2 separate regions of the Homo sapiens genome follow, and region 2 is linked to region 1. The links are chromatin loops, found by intact Hi-C in ENCODE. Cell type or tissue: CD4-positive, alpha-beta T cell. All regions are shown on one strand. Links, peaks and the distances in the headings refer to the core of each region. The heading gives the core; the rest is flanking DNA. Region 1 has its middle 17 kb from the start of IQGAP2. Region 2 overlaps SV2C (synaptic vesicle glycoprotein 2C).

Region 1 (10,467 bases), core at 2,275-10,274:
TTTGTTTTTGCTGTCTTCTTATTCCTTGTTACAGATCTTGAGACAAAGCAATTAAAGGTTTTGTTTTGTATATATTTTTGTAATTAGATTTTGGAATTCCACTTGTGTTTACTTCTCTTGCTTTAGTTGCTTAGTCCCTTTAAAAATCCCTAGGATCTAGTGGCCAAGGACCACAAAGGGAAGAGGTCACATTCCTCCTTTCTTCCTCCCTATAATCTCATACTGGGAGGAACTGATTCTTCTCCTGTGATGCCTCTAACAGGCTTCATTGATACCTCAGATGAAAGAGTCCTATTTTAGGAACATTTTTTGAAAGTAAGAAAGAAAGAGGAAAAGGAAAGACGCAAGCTTGAGCTGGTATATAAAATGACTACTTCCAGGTAATTTTCATTTCTTCCCCAAAGAGTTCTCAGGTCTCCATGACTTGGAATGCTTCATAAGTCATCTGTTGTTCTGATTTTACAGCTCTTCAGTTTTATTCATGGCTCTATACCCAGTGCCTTGCATATAGTAGGCACCCAGTGAATATTTTTCAAATCAATGAATAGTTAACTCTAATCTCAGTTCTCTCCAAAATTAACTTATTGGTTTGTCTTCTATCACTTGCCTCAAACTGAAATTTATTTCTTGCCTCTCTCAGGCTCTTTGATACCAGCAAGGCCTGTTGGAAAGGAGAAGTTCAATAATTTCCCATATTTGGCTAATGACCAAACAGCATCTGGTTGTAACAGAGAGCTAATTCTTGGTACCTGACCTATATATGTATTAATGATCACCTACATTGCAGTATCTCCACCCAGAAAATAACAGAGCAGCAGCATAGCAGAATGATATAAAATATTAGCATGGAATCTGGAAAGAGAATCAACTCTGATGTCTCTGAGAAGGAAAAACACTGTGTAACCTCTTGGAAAGTCTCTCACAGGCTTTCAGTGCAAGCATGTTCATTCCAGAGAGCCAGAAAGTTCAACTTCAAGAAAGAGTCTCATGAAACAAAATGCAACATGAATTTAACTTTCCTAGGTGCCACCCATTGTGGACAGGCTCCCATGGTGAGAATGATTCCAGCTAGAGAAAAACCCTGTGGCAACAGCAGGTCATACCGCAGTGGCTCCAGCGCCAGGAACTCTGACAGGGGGCAAAAGTTATGTCAACATGTTCTGGTAGCTCCACTGTCTAGGGACCCGGGAGAAAGAGAGTGGTTAGGAAAAACACAAGCTGCATAAATAAAGGGAGAAGAATGACAGGTTATGCCTAAGAATAGAAAAAGAAATATCTCAAGGGTCATAGTGTAGTTGAGCTGAGTCTATGGTCAACAAAACATCATCGCGGGGCACAGCTGAATGCTGGCTTCTACTCACTCGCTGAGAAGAAGCGAGCTTTGACAGAATTCACTGTGCCATGTCATTTCACTATTTAGCAGTTTCTGAATTTTTTTTTTTTTTTTTTTTTGAGATGGAATCTCTCTCTGTCACCGAGACTAGAGTGCAGTGGTGCGATCTTGGCTCACTGCAACCGCCGCCTCCCAGGTTCAAACGATTGTCCTACCTCAACCTCTGGAGTAGCTGGGACTACAGGCGTGCACCACCACACCCAGCTGATTTTTGTATTTTTAGTAGAGACAGGGTTTCACCACGTTGACCAGGCTGGTCTTGAATTCCTGACCTCAGGTGATATGCCTGCCTTGGCCTCCCAAAGTGCTGGGATCATAGGCATGAACCACGGCGCCCAGCCAGTTTCTGAATTATTAATGCAAAGCTCTGAGAGGGGAGTGGTCAAAATGATAACCTGTTGAGAGAAGAGAAGCAGCCACGAGGGGGTTGGAGAGGATCATTCAGCTTTTTCGCATGGAAGCGGGAGAGCTAAATGCTTACTTATGGAGAAGAGACGAGTTGGCAACAATGGTGAAATTGTGGTTTGAAATGAGCATGTGCGAAAAGCAGCTCCAATACAACAAATGAAACTTGAGTGAAGCATGGAAGGACTTGCTGTACCCTCTGCCCAGAGCCAATTCTGGAGTGGCTGGGGGTTCACTGTGCAGGCAGCCTTTTAGCCTTCCTACTGTTTGACTCTAATTCTCATGCGTCCTGTATTTAAGCAGTCGCTGGACTTTTTCTGTTGTTCAGTTTTTCTACATATTGAACAATTTATTGGATATCTCCTTTGTGTGGGATAATATGCTAAGTGTTGAGTAGGATTAGAGAGAAAGATTAACCACGGGATGTGCCCTATAGCAGCTTATGGTTCTATTTTACTCTTGCTCTAATTTATATGCAAATCTGTGAATCCAAAAGGCCAGCTGGGTCTACATAACCTAGGCAAAATAATAGGAGTGGGATGGAGAAAGTTATTCTATTCACCTAGGCAATATTGTGGTGAATATTCATAAAAACACTGTTTACATGTTTAGTTTCACAAAAAAAAGTGATTCAAAATGAAATAGCTGAATGAAGAAGGTAATAGAAGGGAATTTGAGAAGAAAAAAGGCTCATTTTTATAATATAAAATATTACCTATCTTAACAAAAAAAATTTATGTTCTTTTTACTGTTGAGCTCCGGTATAGCTATAATTCTCTAGTTAAGATATCAAGGTGGTATTCACAACAGAGAAATATGTCTTGTTCTAAAAGTTGTCTGTCCAGTCTTGCTGCTTTTAAATATTGTAGAGAATCACTCTGTGAGTGAGTTCAAATACTTCCTTTTATGCTGAATAAATAAACTTGCTTCCAAGTCAGGATGAGCAGATAGCTCCAAACACTAAACACTTACTGGCATTCAGTATGAGAGTCCTGGATGTGATCCCTCTAATCAGTGGGCTAGTACATCCTGAACCTTTAAGGTGAGGGAAAAAAAAGTGTATGAATTCATTATGTAGTTTTTTGTACAAATGACATTCATTTGTATATAATATTCTGCACCTTTTCATGTATATTATACACATACCTTGCTGTCGCTTAGTAAAATCACCAAACTTTTTACTCAATTAAGTGTCTTGGGGGCATCTACAGTTCACCTGGAGGGCATCAGGTCACCAGACGTGGAATGGAGATCAAAGAATTTTAATATCACCCAGTTCACACTTTTGCCAGAGGGCATTCCTGAGTTCTGCCAAGGGCAGTGCTCTAAGTAGAAAGCTGTTAGAGATCCTCAGCCCAGAGGCTTAGGTCTATCCTGCTAATTTTATGGGGAAGAAACTAAGGCATAAGATGCAAAGATGATGGCTGCCGGGTGGTGCAGTGACTCACGCCTGTTATCCCAGCACTTTGGGAGGCTGAGGCAGGAGGATCACCTGAGGTCAGGAGTTCGAGACCAGCCTGGCCAACATGGTGAAACCCCATCTCTACTAAAAATACAAAAATTAGCCAGGCATGGTGGCAGGTGCCTGTAATCCCAGCTACTCAGGAGGCTGAGACAGGGAGAATTGCTTCAACCCTGGGAAGTGGAGGTTGCAGTGAGCCAAGATCACGCTACTGCACTCCAGCCCGGGCAACAGAGTGAGATACCATCTCAAAAAAAAAAAAAAAAAAAGAAGAAGAAGAGCCTCATGCTGGTTAAATAGTTTTGTTATGCATTAGAGCTGGAAAGAGTGGTAGTTCAGCTGCTCCTGAAAGCAGATATGGCCTTGGGCAGAATCCTCCTTTACTATTCCCTAGAAGCCAAATGGGGCCCACAGGTACTTCATTTAGCTTGTACTGTTCAGGCCTACAGTGTTTCAAAATAAATTAGTTGCCAACATCTAAAAAAAAAAAAAAAAGAAAGAAATTGGTTTCCACCTTCTCTTAAAAAACAAAACAAAACAAAACAAAAATCTGGCAAGTGGGGCCCACAATTCCATGCAACAGGAATGGGCTGAGAGTGGTCAGTGACTGCCTCCTTAAATGGGACACAAACCCCAGTTCAGTCAAAGCCCCAGGACCTGCTGCCTAGGGTTGTGTGCCCTGCCTGTCTCTGCCTTGCTTTTCCCACCCAAAGCCTATGGAGCACTAGTGCTTTGGGGTTTCCTAACTCACCTCTGCTATTAGACTTAGCTCTGCAGAGTCTGGCTCTATCTCTCGAAGCCCTGATTTCTTCTAGGTGGCATCCAGCAAACTGGACAGTCTTATAGGTCTGTTAAGCCAGAGCTGGAATCTTATACCCTCAGTTGGCACTTGTTCATTTTCACAGGGGTTTTTTGGACCTACTGGAAAGCGTATGGTAGTGCAAATTTTAGACCGGAAGACAGGCCTGGTGGAGAGAGATTTTGGTACAGGTGAATCTGCCTATTGTGTCAGCCTGGGAGATGTGCTAGCCTTTTTGAGAGTGGGGTGAGCCAGATATTTGAGCCTGTAGTTAGGTGGTAGGGTGGTGGAGCAGTTACACCCCTCACCAGAGCTATTCCAGAAAAAGAGAAAGCTCTCCCACCCCCATATCCACCTCCAGTGGTTTCCCTCAAGGAAATTCCCTCAGGGCCTGGAGCTTCCACAGGCCTCTTTCTGGGGCCAGCCCAGCCATGACTGGGGCTGGAGCACACGAAGAAGTGCATCACAGCCACCTGATGCCAATGGGGCGCCAGGCCTTCCGGCAAAGTGCCAGGCATTGCTTAGGGAAAGATGTGGCTCCTCCCTCGCCTTGCAGGTACAGCTCCAAGGTCAAACAAGACTGGAGGGCAGCCAAGGCCAGGACGTTGGCATGAGATCCTGCAGCCCAGAAAGGGAGAAAACCTGTTTACTTATAATTCTGCCTGTGCCATTCCCCTTCCCCATAACTGGCCCTATATTCATTCTGCACTGTGATCATCAGCCTGACAGATGATTTTGTTCCTAGCTTTTCCTTTTCTCTCTCTCCAAACTTATAGAGCTGTCTGGTTTTAGAAAGTGCTTAACAAGACTTGTGTTTAAACAAGAACCCTGAGAACCTTAAGGAATGATAGGCAGAGGTCAGCAACCTTCCTCAGAGTCTCCTAGTTTTTCTTCACAGCCCAGAAGATACTGTCTGAATTTAGAAAAATCTGACTATGATCTGAGAGACTGCAAGAGAGGGAAAAGAGAGAGAGAGAACAGAATTTGGAAAAAAAAGTCCATAAAGCTTGTGTGTTATTGGCAAACATTTCTTATTTCCCTCAGTTTGCAGGAATCTGAGACTCAAGGAGCTGAATTTCAAGTCACACCAAATATTATCACCGTCTACACACATGGACTCACAGTCCAGATTTAGATCCTGGGGTAAAAGATGATAGGAAAATTAAGATCATACATTTAATGCTTAAAATCAAATGGTTGACTTGCTTAAGTGTAAATTTTTTTTTTTTTTTTTTTGAGACAGGGTGTCACTCTGTAACCCAGGCTGGAGTGCAGTGTTGCAATCTCAGCTCACTGCAACCTGCAACCTCCACCTCCTGGGCTCAAGTGATCCTCCCGCCTCAGCCCCTTAAGTTGCTGGGATTACAGACATGAGCCACCACACTAGGCTAATTTTTGTATTTCTTGCAGAGACTGGGTTTCCCAGGCTGGTCTAGAACTCCAGAGGTCAAGCGATCCACCCGCCTCGGCCTTCCAAAGTGCTAGGATTACAGGTGCGAGCCACTGTGCCTGGCCAAATGTAAACAATTTGATTCTACAGGGAAATTATTCAGTATCAAAAATTATTTTCATGAAGTCAAAGTGTATTTGTTGGGTGACTGATATGTGTACAACCTCGGCTCTAAAGGAGTTCATAGCCTAACTGGTTTAAGAAGGCATGGGTTTTGGAAAGGATTCATAACAGTACAAATCTCTGCCAAACAAGGTCAGAAAGTTATAGGAGTAAGGACATTTCTTGGCAAAAAGCAGTGCTGTGAGTTTTTACAACAAAGAGTTAGATCCATCAGGGAAGGTTTTGCTGAATTTGATGTTTAAAATGTTTTACCTCTGCATAATGGCAACCCAGTGTCTGGCCAGACAGACAGGACTATATCATATTTCCAGCATCTAGAACAGGCCTGACACATAGCAGAAGCACTCAATTTACAATTGTTGAATGAGTGAGTGAATGAATGAATTCTGGTAAAGAAAGCAGGTAGATTCCATCATTTTTAGGCATTCCTTCTAGGCACACTTCCCAGCAGAACCAATGATTATGAAAGTCAAAAGCTTCCCGTGCCCTTCACCAAGACATCATTCTAGGAGATGCTTCTCTGCCAGGGGAAGTCTGGAGTAGCAACTTTGCTACTTACAGCTATGTGACCCTGGGCAGGCTCCTGCACCCTTTGAGCCATTGTGCCATCATCGTCAAGTAATACCCACTTGACAGGGTTGTGGGAACATCAAAGGAGATAATGTAGGCAAAGCTTTTAGCAAAGTGCTAAGAGGGGCATAATAAGTGGAAACTGCTTTCTAATTCGACTTATTCTAATTGGCATAAAAGAAAAGTGCACATTTACCTGCCCTAAGAGGCTTTTTAATTTAAAAAAATTTTATTTGGTCCTTCTCTCTCCAACTTAAAAAAAAATTTTGTTCACTGGTAAAAGAAATTTTCTAGGAAAACACTAATGAAAAGCTGGGGGGGTGGTGGGGGGGGGAAGGAGAGCCACTACTGAGGCACTTAGGGGCCTCTTACTGAGGGTTCTTCCCTCTCCAGAACAGGCCAAGTGCTTCCTGACCACACCACTACATTGGAGCAGGCAGGGTTAAACCTGGTGGTGAATTTGAGCAGCATTTCCTTGGCAGCAGCGTGACAAGCCACGGTACCTTGCAAACTGCATTTCTCCCCACCTTCTGCTATGCTGGAAGCCGGCCACTCCAGCGTCTTGTTTTTGTGTATGAGCTTATCAGTAAAAAGAGATTTAAATGAACAGGCTCAAAATGGTACCTCTACAAAGTCCAGGTCAAATGTCATGTACACAACTCCTCCTCCACAAACTCTACCATCAAGCCAGTTTGCTCCCTGACAAAGTCAGAGCACCTAGAAATTCTGCAACAACACAAGATGAAATGGCTCACTGGAGGGGACCAAGAGGGGATGACTTCCAGGGAGCTCCCTGGCCTGAGTGGCAGGGCTGCCCTCCGGCATTGCAGATGGAGGCAGGAAGCTGAGGGGGCTCTGCTGGGTAGGCAGACACTCAGCCCCCAGGAAAACCAATCTGGGGTGGTCTGAGGAATGCAGTCAGAACCTTCTGTCCCTGTCTCCTGACAGCTCCTGAACCACATAAGTCAGATGATTTTATATATATATATATGCATGCACATATAAAATATACTACATATAATCATATATGTTCAAACATATATGTATACATTTAAAAATTAAATACATGAATAAAAGGAATGCATATGCTTACATTACTTTAGTGAGAGAGTGGAATAGAACATTTATTGGGTAAGAGGAACACTGTTAGTTAGACACTCAGTTGAGGCAGTGAGGATGGTGGTTAAAATTCAAATCTTGGTTCCACCCTTTGCTAGCTGTGAGTGATTTAAATCTCTCAAAGCATCTATTTCCTCACTGTACACAGCCGACAATAATAATACCCAGTTCATAAGGGTGTGGTAAGGATTAAATGAAATAACATGTGGTAAACCCTTAGCAAGCTTAACATTGTAAGCACTCAAGAAATAGCAGCAGTTATTAGTAATAACAACTCTTATCACTGTAAGGTAGGTATAGTCATTTTGGGTTCTCCAGAGAAACAAAACTAATAGAGGATGCGTGTGTGTGCATGTGTGTGTGTGTGTGTGTGTGTCTATGGAGAGAGAGAAAGAGAGAGAGAGATTTATTTTAAGGAATTGGCTCATGTGTGGAGCCTGGCAAGTTCAAAATCTGTGGAGTAGGACAGCAGGCTAGAGACCCAGGGAAGAACTGACGCTGGTATCCAGTCCGAAGGCCCATCTACTGGCAGAATGCCTTCTTGCTGGGGTAAGTGGAGAGAACAGTCTTTTGTTCTATTTAAGCCTTCAAATGATTGTATGAAGCCTGTCCATATTATGGACAACAATCTTCTTCACTTGAAGTTCACCAATTTAAATGTTAATCTCATCTAAAAACATCCTCACAGAAACATTCAGAATAATATTTGACCAAATATCTGGGTGCTGTGGCCCAACCAAATTGACGCATAAAATTAACCAGCACAGGAGACTTGATTAGCCCCGTTTCAAAGATGAGAAGCCTGAGGCTCCAAGAGATTAGACAGTTGCCCAGGGTTTACAGTCAAAAAGCTGGAATTCAAAGCCTGGCATAAACCAGCACCTGGCCAGTGCTTGGCCCACAGCTGACTTAGGGTTTCCTGAATGTAATCCTTTCTTTTTTCTTTTCTTTTCTTTTTTTTTTTTTGAGATGGAGTCTCTCTGTGTTCCCCAGGCTGGAGTGCAGTGGCACGATCCTGGCTCACTGTAACCTCCACTTCCCAGGTTCAAGTGATTCTCCTGCCTCAGCCTCTGGAGTAGCTGGGACTACAGGAGGGTGCCACCATGCCTGGCTAACTTTTTGTGTACTTTTAGTAGAGACAGGGTTTCACCATGTTGGCCAGGCTGGTCTCAAACCCCTGAGCTCAGGTGATTCGCCTGCCTTGGCCTTTCAAAGTGCCAGGATTACAGGCGTGAACCACTGCGCCTGGCGTGCTAAATGTATTTCTAGCTCTAGTCTCAGCTCTTACCCCTAAACTGCATCCTGGAGGAAGGGGGCACAGGAGATTATTATTATTTTTTTTTTATTGAGGACAAAGGAAGCAGGGGAAAGAAAGAAGTGGGAGAAAGTTTGGTATGTGATGACTTTGGGGGTCATCAGCTGAGTGGTGGGGTGAGGTGAAGCAGAGTCGGAGGACCTGAGCAGTGGCTCCTGGTGGGGCCCTGGAGAGACACAAGGGGGACAAAGAGACAAAGACAGATGTATGGCCTGATCTCAGGCACCATGTTCTGGGCTGCTTTAGACCAGGTGGTAGAGACAACTTCTGACTATGTGAGGCATTGTTGTGAGACCTGGAACAAAAAAAGCTGAGTAGGGAAGGTATCCCAGGCTAGTGCCACAGAAAACCACAAAAGCTGGAGTATGGAAGGGCTGGGGCAGACTGAAGCTGGAGGCAGGAGCAGCATGTGCAGGACTCTGGGTTTCCTTCTAAAGAGACAGGAAGGCCTGGTGTGGTGTCTCATGCCTGTAATCCCAGCACTTTGGGAGGCCGAGGCGGTGGATCACCTGAGGTCAGGAGTTAAAGACTAGCCTGGCCAACATGGTGAAACCCCATCTCTACTAAAAATACAAAAACTGGCCAGGTGTGATGGTGGGTGGTTGTAACCTCTGCTACTTGGGAGGCTGAGGCAGGAGAATTGCTTGAACTGGGAAGCAGGAGGTTGCAGTGAGCTGAAATTGCGCCACTGCACTCCAGCCTGGGTGACAGAGTGAGACTTCGTCTAGAAATAAATAAATAAAGAGATGGGAAGCCACTGGAGGGTTTAGGTAGGATTGACATTATCTGGCTGCCCCACTTGCTAGCGGATTGAGTGATCAGACCCTTTGGGTTTCTTTCTTTCTTTTTTTTTGAGACAAAGTTTCACTCTTGTTGCCCAGACTGGAGTGCAATGGCGCCATCTCAGCTCACTGCAACCTCCGCCTCCCAGTTTCAAGCAATTCTCTTGCCTCAGCCTCCCAAATAGCTGGGATTACAGGCATGCACCACCACGCCCGGCTAATTTTTTGTATTTTTAGTAGAGACGAGATTTCACCATGTTGGCCAGGCTGGTTTAGAACTCCTGACCTCAGGTGATCCACCTGCCTAGGCCTCCCAAAGTGCTGGGATTACAGGCATGAGCCACTGCACCCAGACTGACCCTTTGGATTTCATAGCTAGCCAAGGATCCAGGCTTACAGTGGCTGCCTGGAGTCTGAAAACAGGCTCTTCTCAAATAAATACTTGAAAAGTTATTAAACTTAAAGTCTAAATATTCAATAAGGAAGCCCAGCCTTGGGATTTCCTCTGTCTTCTGCTGCCCACACCTCTGTGGGTCTGGGCCCAATTACTGGGCAGTGTGTGAGAGGACAGCTGGCCTGGAGCAAATGACACAGGTTCAAGATAGAAATGTTTGACCTTCTGCTGAGGGAGAGCCTTAGAGCTAAGACTGGCACTGTCCTTTCAAACCCAAAAATAAACAAACAAAGAGAGAGCTGCATGCCTGCAGTGAAGGAACCTAAAAGTCGAATTGATTTAAATAGTAATTGATCATCTCATGATGTTTGAGAGAGGCTTCAGGGAGCAAAAATGAGATAAATACGTGTGAGGGAGACATAGAGACACCCAAAGAGATTAGAGTTCACTGTGGACAGATGGAGTCTTGCTTATCTGTAAGGAACCACAGGCTTTAGTTCTTCAAACCCAGCATTATAGGGGGAAAGAGATTCAACAGCAAAATAAGAACATGTCTGTAAATGACAAGATTCAAGTTAAAAGAGGCCACCAATGGGGTATGTTATACAGGGGAAAGCCCATGGATTCCTGAGTGAGGAGACTGAGCTTGAGCTGC
Region 2 (12,140 bases), core at 2,490-10,489, 58 kb after region 1:
TATGTTCCTGGATCAGGATGAGGATACATAACTGCATGGATGCTAAGAAAGTGTATATTAAAAAAGACATTTCTTTTTTCTTCTGACTGACATAGGACATAGATTCAGTAAAGCAAATATATAACAATAGCAGCGGAGATGAAGTTAGGCCAATTTGTCAAGTTCTATCTAGGTAGGCCTGGTGAATATCAAGGCAAGAAAGGAGTTTCCTTCTTGGATGACTACGTGGGCGCAAGAGGGGAGACACTTTGCAACTTCAAACTAGTTTCATTTTGTTTGCATAGCATGAAATAGCCAATTTTACTGTACATTCTTTCTGAAGGAATGACACCCATAGATAACAGTGGATTCTCTGTACTGGGTCCTATTCTGAGTCAATACAAATGCAGAAAGAAACCCTTTGTGAATCACATGAGGTTGAGCTTGCTAAGTCTTTCCCCTTCCTTGGACTTAGGGGCAATGCTGACCCATAAATCCATGATACTCAATGTGATGTGGCCTGTGTCTATGCAGTGGGAGGCCAAGCATTCTTTAGGGCTTTAGATGGTGGTATGCTGGCAAATGTTTAACAACTGTCTTAGGGGTTAGGAGGAGTCTGATTTGCATGGCTTTGTTGCTTTCCATGGCTTTGTTGCTTTCCATGGTATAAATACCACCACTATAGCTGATCTCAAACTACAAAAATACTGTCACTTGGGAAGGTGTGTGTAGTAGTATACCTGTATACAGTATTTCTACCATACAGACATAATAGGCATACATTACCTCATGGGCACAGATAATGGTAAAATGTAGTAAAATAAGTAGAAAGTGATGAGCTTTGACTATATGTTGCCTTTGCTTTTAGCTATAATTTATCTAATCTTATTTAATTTTTTAGTAATAGCTATGTTTCTCAACTGACTCTCAAAAGTTCTGAAAGTTTAACAATCAGTTCGGATGAACCGGTTCAAAGCTATTCCAGCTCATCACTAGCTTTAGATGACTCCAGCCCCTGTGAGCAGGCTGCCTAGTCACTCCCCAGGCACCACAAAGCTGTTTTGGACTTTGCACCCCTGCTGCTGGGGTAGATTACCCGCTTGAGTTGAAACCCGTCTGAGTCTGAACAAAGGGTTGAAAACTGCTTTCTGCTCCTAGTCCTGGGCACTCTTGGATCTAAGGGGAGCATGAATGCAATAAAGTAGGCAGAGAGTGGACAATCTCAGCAATTTCAGCATTCAGACCTGACTGGAAGGCACCTAGCCTTCAGCACCAAGTGGGGAATCTTCTGCAGACATGGAGAGTACCATCTACCTCCACTAGCCAATGAATCTCAAGAACCCAGGTAGGAACATCCTGGTCTTTCAGGAGTCAAACGCTGAGCTCTCAGACTTCTGCTCTGGAGATGGGCTGCTCTGATTCCATACCAGCTGTGCCCATCCTATCAGGGCACAGGCACTGAAAAGCAATTGGAAATCCAGCCCTGCACAGGGAGCTGTGCCAAAGCCAGCAGCCTTGCGTTCACACTCCCCCTGCACCCATTCCTGTTCTTCACCTTCTCCTCCTCTGTGCCTCCACAACAGGCATGGATGGGCCTTTCATCCCAAGTGCCCCAGGAAAGCTTGGCCTTGCTTTTGTACACTGCTAGAATTAAGAGGTTGTCGACCAGAGGAGGAAAAGAAAAAAAACAAAAGGGAAATAAAGGAAATGAGTGGGCACTGCCCTGAGGAGGTAAGAAGAGAACTGGTGGGCAAAAATGGCAATGGGGCTCTCAGAGGAGGGTAGAGGGTCACTGACAACTACCCTCTTTCTGCTCTGCCCCCCTGCAGGCCCTAGAACCCCAAACATCCTTTGCAACTTCAAGACACTTGCAACAACACGCACCAGTTTTAAACTGAAACCCAAAATACCCCTGCTACTGGCTGTCAGAACCTGTTTTCTGGATGGCTTATCTGCTGAGGGTAGCGAGGAGGGAAGCTGCTTTAGGATGTCTGCAAAGATAATTGACTCACCCACAAATCTTCAAAATCAGAAAGGAAACACCCTGGGAGGCACAGACCAGGGGAGTGGCAGCAGCTGCAGGCTTTGCTGACTTAGCTCTGAAGAGAAAACCCCAACACTATTCGCTGGGGAACAGACCCCCTAGCTCCTGTCTCTGGTTTCACACCATGAAAAGAACACCTCAGAAGAAAGCGGGACTTTAGGCCAGGTGTAGTGGCTCATGCCTGTAATCCCAGCACTTTGGGAGGCCAAGGTGGGTAGATCACTTGAAGTTAGGAGTTGGAGACCAGCCTGGCCAAAATGGTGAAACCTCGTCTCTACTAAAAATACAAAAAATTAGCCGGACATAGTGGCATGCACCTGTAATCCCAGCTACCTGGGAGGCTGAGGCAGGAGAATTGCTTGAACCTGGGAGGCGGAAGTTGCATTGAGCCGAGATTGCACCACTGCACTCCGGCCTAAGTAATAGAGCGAGACTCCGTCCCCCGCCCCCCCGCCCAAAAAAAAAAAAAAAATGCTCTAGAGAGATGGGGCTATCTCTGCTCCTGATTCTTTTCCTTGAATAATATCTTAGTGCAATATCCTGCTGAGATTATTTAAGGGAACAACTTATGTGTGGTTTCATTTTTCTCATTTTCCAAGTACTAGTTAATAGTCTCTCCAACAAAAACCAGGTAATCAAGGAGCTTTCTCCTCTCATCAAAGGTTATCTCAATGACTGAATAGTTCCTGCACTGCCTGCTGAAGGCTATTATTTGTTTTAAATGTGGAAAAATAACACTTTGTATTTATGGGGGGGGGCGCGGAGGGTTCACATGTAATGGGGGTCAGTGTGAGAGTGTCTTCTCTCATTCTGTTTTCCTTGCCCTCATTTAAGTCCTCCATAGGCTTAATTATTGCACACAGCAGTGTCTCAATACGTATCACATGGGAGGTGCTCAATAAGTATTTACTGGATAATCATATGAAATGACAAGAGATCAGTGAAGGCTCGGCTCAGCTCTTCCCCTGCCCAACCATGCTAGCCTTAAGTAAGAGCTGAAACAGACCCATAAACTGTATTCTTGTAACTCAAAATCCTGGGATTACTAAACTGCATTTAGATATTGTTTAAGAAAGACTGAAGGGAGCCCTGGCAATGGCTCTGTGACTGGTTGGTGAGAGACGGGCGACAAGAGGAATGGTCAACATTTAGAGCAAAAGAACATCACACGGAGAACTGTTACGCCATACCTGAAACAATGAAGGGACACACAATACATCCAGAATATACTAACAGGTTTTTTTTTTTTTTTGTCTACATTACAGATAACAAGAGAAGCTTTACTTAAAATACATACTTTGCTGAGCATAAACAAAAACTGTGAGAAACATATAGTCCACTTCAGAGTTTCAGAAGTTGTTGCAATACTGGTGTTTTTAGGCTTAGTAACCAGACTAAGTTTGGCACGATGTGAGGATTAAAGAAAACCTAACATACAGCCGATATGCCCCTTAACACCAATATCCCAGTTGTCTTTCTGTGATACCAGGTGAAGGCCAAATTCAGACATTCCTGGCTCCAGAGCCTTTAGTGCATGAACAGATCAGGTATATTACTGAAGAAATAGGTAAAGGCCATTTTGACATCAAACAGAAAAAAAATTGGAGAATATCATATTCTATCTATTTTGATTGGCAGAGGGAATCAGAAAGTATTCCCCTGGACTGCTTTGGAAATGACCCCAGCATTTAGAAAGTCTCTGCTGTGTCCTAATCTCTTTGCTGGAACCTTATCAGTGGTATCTTGGACTCTCCCTTCTGTCACTACATTTCTTTTCCCACCTCCCCTTTGATCTCTTAAGGTATCTTGAAAGACAACTAAGCAGTTTTTGGTGAAAACCTGAACTCTGATTTGGTGAGATTTGTCTATTTGCCAATATAGGTAAAATCACTGAAAAACTGTTTCTGAAGCCTATGTATAATACTTAAGGCCATGTTTCAAGAAAATAATGGAATAAACAGTCAGGAGAGCTGTAGGGTAATATTGCAATTATAGTCTTCTAACCTAAGCGCGTTTATCTGGCAAGGCGGGGCCCTTTTCTGGCTGGGTGATGGTAACTGTCAAACCTGCAGTGAACAGAGATACTAGTCAGGATGCTGAGATGCTGGCAGGGCAGACAGCATGGGGACTGTGCTTTCTGGCCTATTCCATGCGGGCTTCCCAAACAACTTCCTACACTCTTTTTATGCGTGCCTATTTCCTAATTTTTCAGTTTATAAACTAAACCTATTTAGTGCTTGTAAAAATGAGTTGAGGCCGCCAGTGGCTCACGCCTGTAATCCCAGCATTTTGGGAGGCTGAGGTGGGCCGATCACTTGAGGTCAGGAGTTCGAGACCAGCCTGACCAACACGGTGAAACCCCACCTCTACTAAAAGATACAAAAATTAGCTGGGCGTGGTGGCGCATGCGTGTGGTCCCAGCTACTTGGGAGGCTGAGGTGGGAGAATCACTTGAACCTGGGAGGCGGAGGTTGCAGTGAGCAGAGTTCCCACCACTGCACTCCAGCCTGGGCAACAGAGTGAAACTCCACCTAAAAAAAAAAAAAATGAGTTTAGCATAAGAAGGCAGATAAGATGAAGCTATTTTCATTACTGTCTTCTACAATGCTGGAGAGTGGAGAGCAGACTAGTCCCAATCCTTTATTTTGTGCACGGGGAAAGTGAGAACTAGAGATGTTCAACGACTTACAGTCTCCACAGCAAGATCTGGGTCCCTGTACCGCTTAGTGGTGAAGGTCAGGCTAGGACCCATCTATCGCGTCTCCAAGGTCTGTACTCTGGTGTGAGATGATTCAGGCAGCAGGACTGAATGTGAGTTGGGTGCCTTAAAACCCAATACCTGGGATAGAATGTGGTACATACAGAATTCACAGTTTGAAGCAGTTGTTTGTTTTTCCCTACTGAGAAGATTCTGTGATAATAATGGGACTTGGGAGCATTCTGGATTGATTCCAAAGAGCAACAGGGAAATTTTAGTTAGAAAAGGTGGTAAAAATATAGGAGCAAGTGGACTATTTCCTAGGTTTTCATTTTTGTACAAATTTTCATTTTCCTTCTACTGTAGGCGAAATGAGATGCCAGTTGCGTGTTTAGGTGCCAGTGGCCTGCTACACTGATACAACTGAGAGTTTCTGTTTAATATCCTGGCTGTTTCTTAATCTCCAGCTAAATCTGGAGCAAGCTATACAGGCCACACCACATGCTTTGGAAATGATTTGAGCTCTCTTAGAAAATCAAGGTGATGAACAGTCTCAAGGAGGCAGGGAAGAGTGCACAAAAGGTGGGAGAGGTGGTGACCAAGAAGGTTTGTGACCACAGACTGTCCAGGAGATGAGAAAAGATCCCTCTTAGGCCACCAAGGATGCTTGGATTAGGTAACAAGTAGGCCAAGAACGGTCCTTCTGCAGGGGACACGGATGGCAGGTCTCATGAAGTAAGGTTTTGCTGGTTTATCCTATGCTGACCCAACCCAGTGTTCAAATAAAATTCTGAATAACTGTGCTCTGCAGCTTGGGAGATGTTTTATGCATTTAGACCCCAGAGCAGACATTAGAGATATTTTGAAAAGTAAAGGTAGTCTAGTTAGCAAAGTGAACTATCACAGAGGACTAGAGACAGCGATGCCCATGTACATTTCTATTTTTCTTTTGATGGGTTGATGGAGATGCACTCCTGGCTTTTGCAGTTATTTCTGCACATGCTGCATTCAACTAAAAGACCTGCTCAGGTCCCCAAATGTCTTTTTAAAGAAGACAAATCAGGGAGAGATAGGTGGGAAAATGGGTACATGTGGAAGAAGAAAAACATACAGGGTACTTTCTTGGGTTGTTTGACTGCTGTCTTTGTTCTCCAATAAAATGATAGGAGGCAGAAGTGAGAGAAAGTTGTTTCTTTCCCTGTGCGGTTGGTATCTTTCAAATGCATCTTGTCTAGCCTTCAGTGATTTTTCTTCTTCCTGCCACCTTTGCAGTTTTTGGTTCGGGTTTTCCTGATGTTCTAGCCCTGATCACAGACCCCCAGGGAACCACCCTCTTCCCACTGCCCCCAACACCAGTCTTCCCCCCTCTGCAGACCTGAATTACTTCAAGGGGAAGTCGATTAATGGCTTATGTTAATGAAAGAAGCTTTTCACTTAGTCTGAGCTCTGCGAGGGATCATTAGGAAGGGGAGGGGGAGGCAGGGGGGCCTCAGGGGAGTTAGGACATCTCTGAAAATAATGATCAGTGGAAACAAAAGCTTTCCCTTCCTGGAGGCCCCAAGCTATGGCTTGCCTGAAAATGCCTATAATAAGTAACAAGAATAAACCTCTATCGAGGCAGTTAAAAAAGGAATATTGTTTAAATATGGGATTTATTCCTGGCTTCTGGTCATTGGCTGCAAGTCTACAAGGAAGGTTCAGATTTCAAAGAAGAGGTGTAAAAAGGACGAGCCTGGGGGAAGGGGAGCCTGAGAGGCGAGAAGGTCATGTAGCTGACAGCGGGCCCGTGGGAATGTCCTGGCTGACCTCTTTCTTCCAAGCCCAGGCAGATTCCAGAGGTAAAATGAGCAGTCAAACAACCACAGGGAGATGGTCTGTCTGTGAGAGGGGCCCTCAGGAGTGCAGGCGGGCTGTGATTTTACAGGGAGCCAGGAGCGCATTGAGCAGTGGGCCAGCCCTGGGGAAGCTAGAGGGACAAACCCTCTTTGCTGATGCCAGCTGGGAAGCTGAATGTCAACTGCGGGCCAGGTGGGGTGGGGGTCCTGGCGGGCCAGTCCCACAGCAAAGAGGTACTGGAAAGAGGTACCATTTTGTATTTCCAAATGGCTCTGGGTGTGAATTTCTTCCTAATTTGCAATTTACAATTTAGCTATCCACTGGCAATCTCTAGACTAGAGACAGTGTGGGTAAGTGGCAGAATCAGGTAGGCAGACAGTTTTTAAGAAGCAGCTTTCTTTCCCTGAATCTGCTGTCTGGCAAGACCAAGGGCAGCTGAAGGAGTGGGAGTGGTAAATGGAGGCAGAAGCTCTCTCTCGGATCTCTGATTTTCAAACATTCTGAACCACATGCCACAGTCACAGATACTGTTACAGTTCTTTTTCCTCACACTTTTCAGAGGTTTAATTGGGCTTTCTGACAGAAATCTTGCTTATGCAGCACACTCAGATTTTTGCTGCTAATTGCAGAGCTTTTATTTTTCTTGTCAGCGGTCACCTTAATTGTCTTGCCCCAAAGAGCCCCACCCAGCCCTGTTTGGTGCCACATGGTTTTCTTTGAAAGGCTCTGCTATAACAGTGAGAATTACTGGGTGTCCTTTTCTAAGTAAACAGGAAATATCACTCTGTTAGAAAAAAAAAAAAAAAGAATCCCTCTTCTCAGCACAAATGCAATAATGTGCCGACTTATATTTCCTGTTAATGTTAAATTAGGAGCAGGATCTATTTCTTACACCAGCCCAGTCTTCTTAGCTTCTAAACTTTCAATGAGCAGAACCCCAGGGAAGCCTGGCTGCCTAGGGCATTTTAGAAATGCTTCCACTGATTTGCGGGAGGCAGTAGCATCACAGTTTGGAAAGATAACAATGCATTCAAACAAAACAAAACAAACAAACAACCTGTGCAAAATCACAAAGGGGCAAGATGATATGCTTCTAAATTTTAAGTCACAGCACGTGTTTATGTTCTGATACTTGATCACCTTTCTATATAGGAAAACTCTGAAGCCTTGAGTCAGGAAGGAGAATTGACCCAGGGCAGGAGGAAGAAACGCAGGAAGGATGGCTTTTTTTCCCATTACATCAGAACCTGGGTTCGTGTGTCAGGCAGGCACAGCCCAACGAGTCCTCCACACACGAGCACAGTAGAAGCCAGCAGGATGGGGATTGATTTGGTGATGCTGACCAGAGAGCCAAATATTAAGTTTCCCAGGACGGCTGCTGCCTTGCATAGCGCATTTAAGAAGCCAAAGCCTGTTGCCCTGCAAAGGAAAGAGACATGAACAAGGTTGAGAAAATGCCTCCCCATGATTCCAACTTTAGACCAAAAGATCCTAGATTTTCAATGATCTTCCCTCAGATTGTGTTGTATATCAGTGGAGCAAATCAATGCTTGTTAGCAAATCTGGGAGTAGAGAATCCTAGCTGTTGGTATTGTTCCTCCAGCCCTCTGTTGACTTTCTTACCATAGCTTCCATTGACTCTTACTCTGCCTGTAAGTCCCAATGTATTGTGAACAGAAAGAGAGAAAAAATTGTAGGGAGTACGAAACATCTCTAGTGGTTTAACGTTGTTGGAAGGAAGGGTCTTTTTCATTTTTATAGAGATTAGGTCTTGCTCGGTTGCCCAGGCTGGAGTGCAGTGGCATAGTAATAGTTCACTGCAGCCTCAAACTCCTGGGCTCAAGCAATCTTCCCACCTCAGCCTCCTGAGTAGCTAGGACTACAGGTGCACACCACCATACACAGCTAATTTTTATTTTTATTTTTGTAGAGATAGGGTCTTGCTATGTTGCCCAGGTGAGTACACTGGTACAATGATAACTCACTGCAGCCTCCACTTCGCAGGTTCAAGTGATCCTCCTACCTCAGCCTCCTGAGTTGCTACTTGGGACTACAAGTGTGTACTGCCATGCTCAGCTATTTTTTTTTTTTAAATATTTGTAGAGATGGGGGTGTCCTCCTGCGTTGCCCTGGCTGGTCTCAAACTCCTGGGCTTAAGCAATCCTCTTGTCTTGGCCTCCCAAAGTGCTGGGATTACAGGCATGAGCCACTATACCCTGCAGGAAGGGTCTCTTAAAACAAACTTTAATCCTCCTCTATCCAAACTCTTCTCTCAGGAACAAAACAGGCATAAAGCGCAGTTCATTAGAGAGAGGCAGGTCACCTCTGCTCAGTGTGGGAAAAGCTGGGTTACCTCCTCTTATCCCAGGCAAAGGGTGGAGAGGGTGATATAGAAAAATTGAGCAGTTTCTCATCTCTTTACAAGAGTGACTTGTTATTTTGTTTTGTAAATTCCCATAATTTCAGAAACATCTATGTTTAAATGGAAATTTAAATTTCATTCCAAAGTTAAAATGTATGGCAGGCTGAGCAGGGTGTCTTACACCTGTAATCCCAGCACTTTGGGAGGCTGAGGTTGGAGGATTTCTTGAACCTAGGAGTTTGAGACCAGCCTGGGCAACATAGCAAGACCCTGTCTCTATCAGATAAGTAAAGAGAAAAAAAACTGTTGTTAAGTGCAACAATATATTTACTTAGATTTGTTACTCCCTATTTTCTTTAATTAATTATGTTCATGCTAAGTGTTTTATTTTTTATTTATTTTGTATTTTACTTTCAGTTCCGAGATACATGTGCAGAACGTGCAGGTTTGTTACATAGGTATACATGTGCCATGGTGGTTTGCTGCACCTATTGACCCATCCTCTAAGTTCCCTCCCCTCACTCCCCATCCCCTAAACAGGCCCTGGTGTGTGTTGTTCCCCTCCCTATGTCCATGTGTTGTCATTGTTCAACTCTCATTTATGAGTGAGAACAATCGGTGTTTGGTTTTCTGTTCCTGTGTTAGTTTGCTGAGGATAATGGCTTCTAGCTTCATCCATGTCCCTGCAAAGGACATTATCTCATTCCTTTTTTATGGCTGCATAGTATTCCATGGTGTACATGTACCACATTTGCTTTATCCAGTCTATCATTGATAGGCATTTGGGTTGGTTCCAAGTCTTTGCTATTGTAAATAGTGCAGCAATAAACATTCATGTGTATGTGTCTTTATAGTAGAATGATTTATATTCCTTTGGGTACATACCCAGTAATGGGATTGCTGGGTCAAATGGTATTTCTGGTTCTAGATCCTTGAGGAATCGCTGTACTGTCTTCCACAGTGGTTGAACTAATTTACATTCACACCAACAGTGTAAAAGTGTTCCTATTTCTCCACAGCCTCGCTAGCATCTATTGTTTCTTGACTTTTTAATAATAGCCATTCTGACTGGCATGAGATAGTATCTCATTGCAGTTTTGATTTTCATTTCTCTATGATCAGTGATGTTGAGCTTTTCTTCATATGTTTGTTGGCCATGTAAATGTCTTCTTTTGAGAAGTATCTGTTCATATCCTTTGCCCCCTTGTTGATGAAGTTGTTTATTTTTTTCTGGTAAATTTGTTTACATTCCTTGTAAATTCTAGATATTAGACCTTTGTCAGATGGGTAGATTGCAAAAATGTTCTCCCATTCTGTAGTTTGCCTGTTTACTCTGATGACAGTTTCTTTTGCTGTGCTGAAGATCTTTAGTTTAATTACATCCCATTTGTGAATTTTGGCTTTTGTTGAAATTGCTTTTGGTGTTTTCATCATGAAGTATTTGCCCATGCCTATGTCCTGAGTGGTATTGCCTAGGTTTTCTTCTAGGGTTTTTATGGTTTTGGGCTTTACATTTAAGTCTTTAATCCATCTTGAGTTAATTTTGCATAAAGTGTAAGGAAGGGGTCCAGTTTCAGTTTTCTGAATATGGCTAGCCAGTTTTCACAGCACCTTTTTTTGAATAGGAGATCTTTTCCCCATCTCTTGTTTCTGTGAGGTTTGTTGAAGATCAGATGGTTGTAGATGTGTAGTGTTATTTCGGAGGTCTCTGTTCTGTGCCATTGGTCTATATGTCTGTTTTGGTACCAGTACCATGCTGTTTTGGTTACTGTAGCCTTGTAGTATAGTTTGAAGTCAGGTAACATGATGCCTCTAGCTTTGTTCTTTTTGCTTAGGATTGTCTTGGCTATATGGGGTCTTCCTTGGTTCCATATGAAATTTAAAGTAGCTTTTTCTAATTCTGTGAAGAATGTCAATGGTAGTTGGATGGGAATAGCATTGAATCTATAAATTACTTTGGGCAGTATGGCCACTTTCACTATATTGATTCTTCCTATCCATGAATATGGAATGTTTTTCCATTTGTTTACATCCTCTCTTATTTCCTTGGGCAGTGGTTTGTAGTTCTCCTTGAAGAGTTCCTTCACAGCCCTTGTAAATTGTATTTCCAGGTATTTTACTGTCTTTGTAGCAATTGTGAATGGGAGTTCACTCATGAGTTGGCTCTCACTTGTCTATTGTTGATGTAAAGGAATGCTTGTGATTTTTGCACGTTGATTTTGTATCCTGAGACTTTGCTGAAGTTGCTTATCAGCTTTCTATTTTCTTTTATTAATTAACATGCTAGGTCTTAAATAAGAAGAGCCCACGGAATTTTCTCAGAAAATTAGGGAGGGTGAGGTTATATCCCTCATCTTTCAGATACTATGGAGGTGAAATACTCTGCTATCTTGCCAATTATTTTTGGTAGCAGGCAGAAACCGAATACTGAGCTGGGGAGCACACCAGTGAGCCAATGTAACATTTGGGAAATCAAGTCCAAGAAAATATGACAGAAGAGAATCAATTGTGGGCCTAGGAAGATCTTGTTCCCTCTCTTTAAGATACGCAGGTATATAAGTAAGACACATCCCACTTCTTAAGACATTTTTTAAAAAAGAAAAAAATTATTATCTTTAGTACACATGAACAAGTGATCTTCTAGGCAGAAAACTTAATTTTTTTTTTTTTTTTTCAGAGATGATAGGGTCTCGCTCATGTCACCCAGGCTGGAGTGCAGTGGTGGAATCTTGGCTCACTGCAGCCTCGATCTACTGGGCTCAAGTGATCCTCCCACCTCAGCCTCCTGAACAGTTGGGACTACAGGCGTGCACCACCATGCCCAGCTAATTATTGTATTTTTTTGTAGAGATGGGGTTTCATCATATTGCCCAGGATGGTCTCAAACTCCTGGACTCAAGTGATCCTCCTGCCTTGGCCTCCCAAAGTGCTGGGATTACAGGTGTGAGCCACCATTCCCAGCTGAAACTTAATTTTGTTCATGAGCCTGCATACACCACTGACACCATGAGAGAGTATGAATTTCCTTCTGACTTTATGCCAGTTTACTCTTTTTTGGCTGTCACTGAGTTAAAGGCACATCGAATACAGGGCAATTTTTGGATACCTTGTTTTTTTTTTCCCCCTAAGAGGGAAATGCATCTTATAAGGGGCAAAATGCAGCATTTAGCACACATCTTTCTTTGTTTGATTTGTAAATTTGTAAGTGTGGGTTTTTCTTT

What was found. Peaks named below come from ENCODE experiments on the same cell type or tissue, not always from the same donor. Only the 100,000 strongest peaks of a DNase experiment are listed, where the experiment ranks them.
Region 2: a loop joins it to region 1, with 2.6 times the contacts of the local background. A loop is called at or near these places in 4 of 110 quality-filtered maps.

The regions. Positions count from the first base shown.
Region 1 is chr5:76,380,675-76,391,141 of GRCh38, reverse strand. No RefSeq gene overlaps it. Among named protein-coding and RNA genes, the nearest start is that of IQGAP2, 17 kb to the left of the region's middle. In CD4-positive, alpha-beta T cell, for the core only: no CTCF peak of the experiment used is centred there; a DNase peak (open chromatin) is centred at 6,241.
Region 2 is chr5:76,321,200-76,333,339 of GRCh38, reverse strand. SV2C (synaptic vesicle glycoprotein 2C) reads right to left here. Exons shown (of 13, transcript NM_014979.4): 13 at 1-7,976. The coding sequence ends at 7,793. Among named protein-coding and RNA genes, the nearest start is that of SV2C-AS2, 16 kb to the right of the region's middle. RefSeq lists an enhancer at 7,409-7,908. In CD4-positive, alpha-beta T cell, for the core only: no CTCF peak of the experiment used is centred there; a DNase peak (open chromatin) is centred at 7,259; H3K27ac peaks cover 3,252 bases.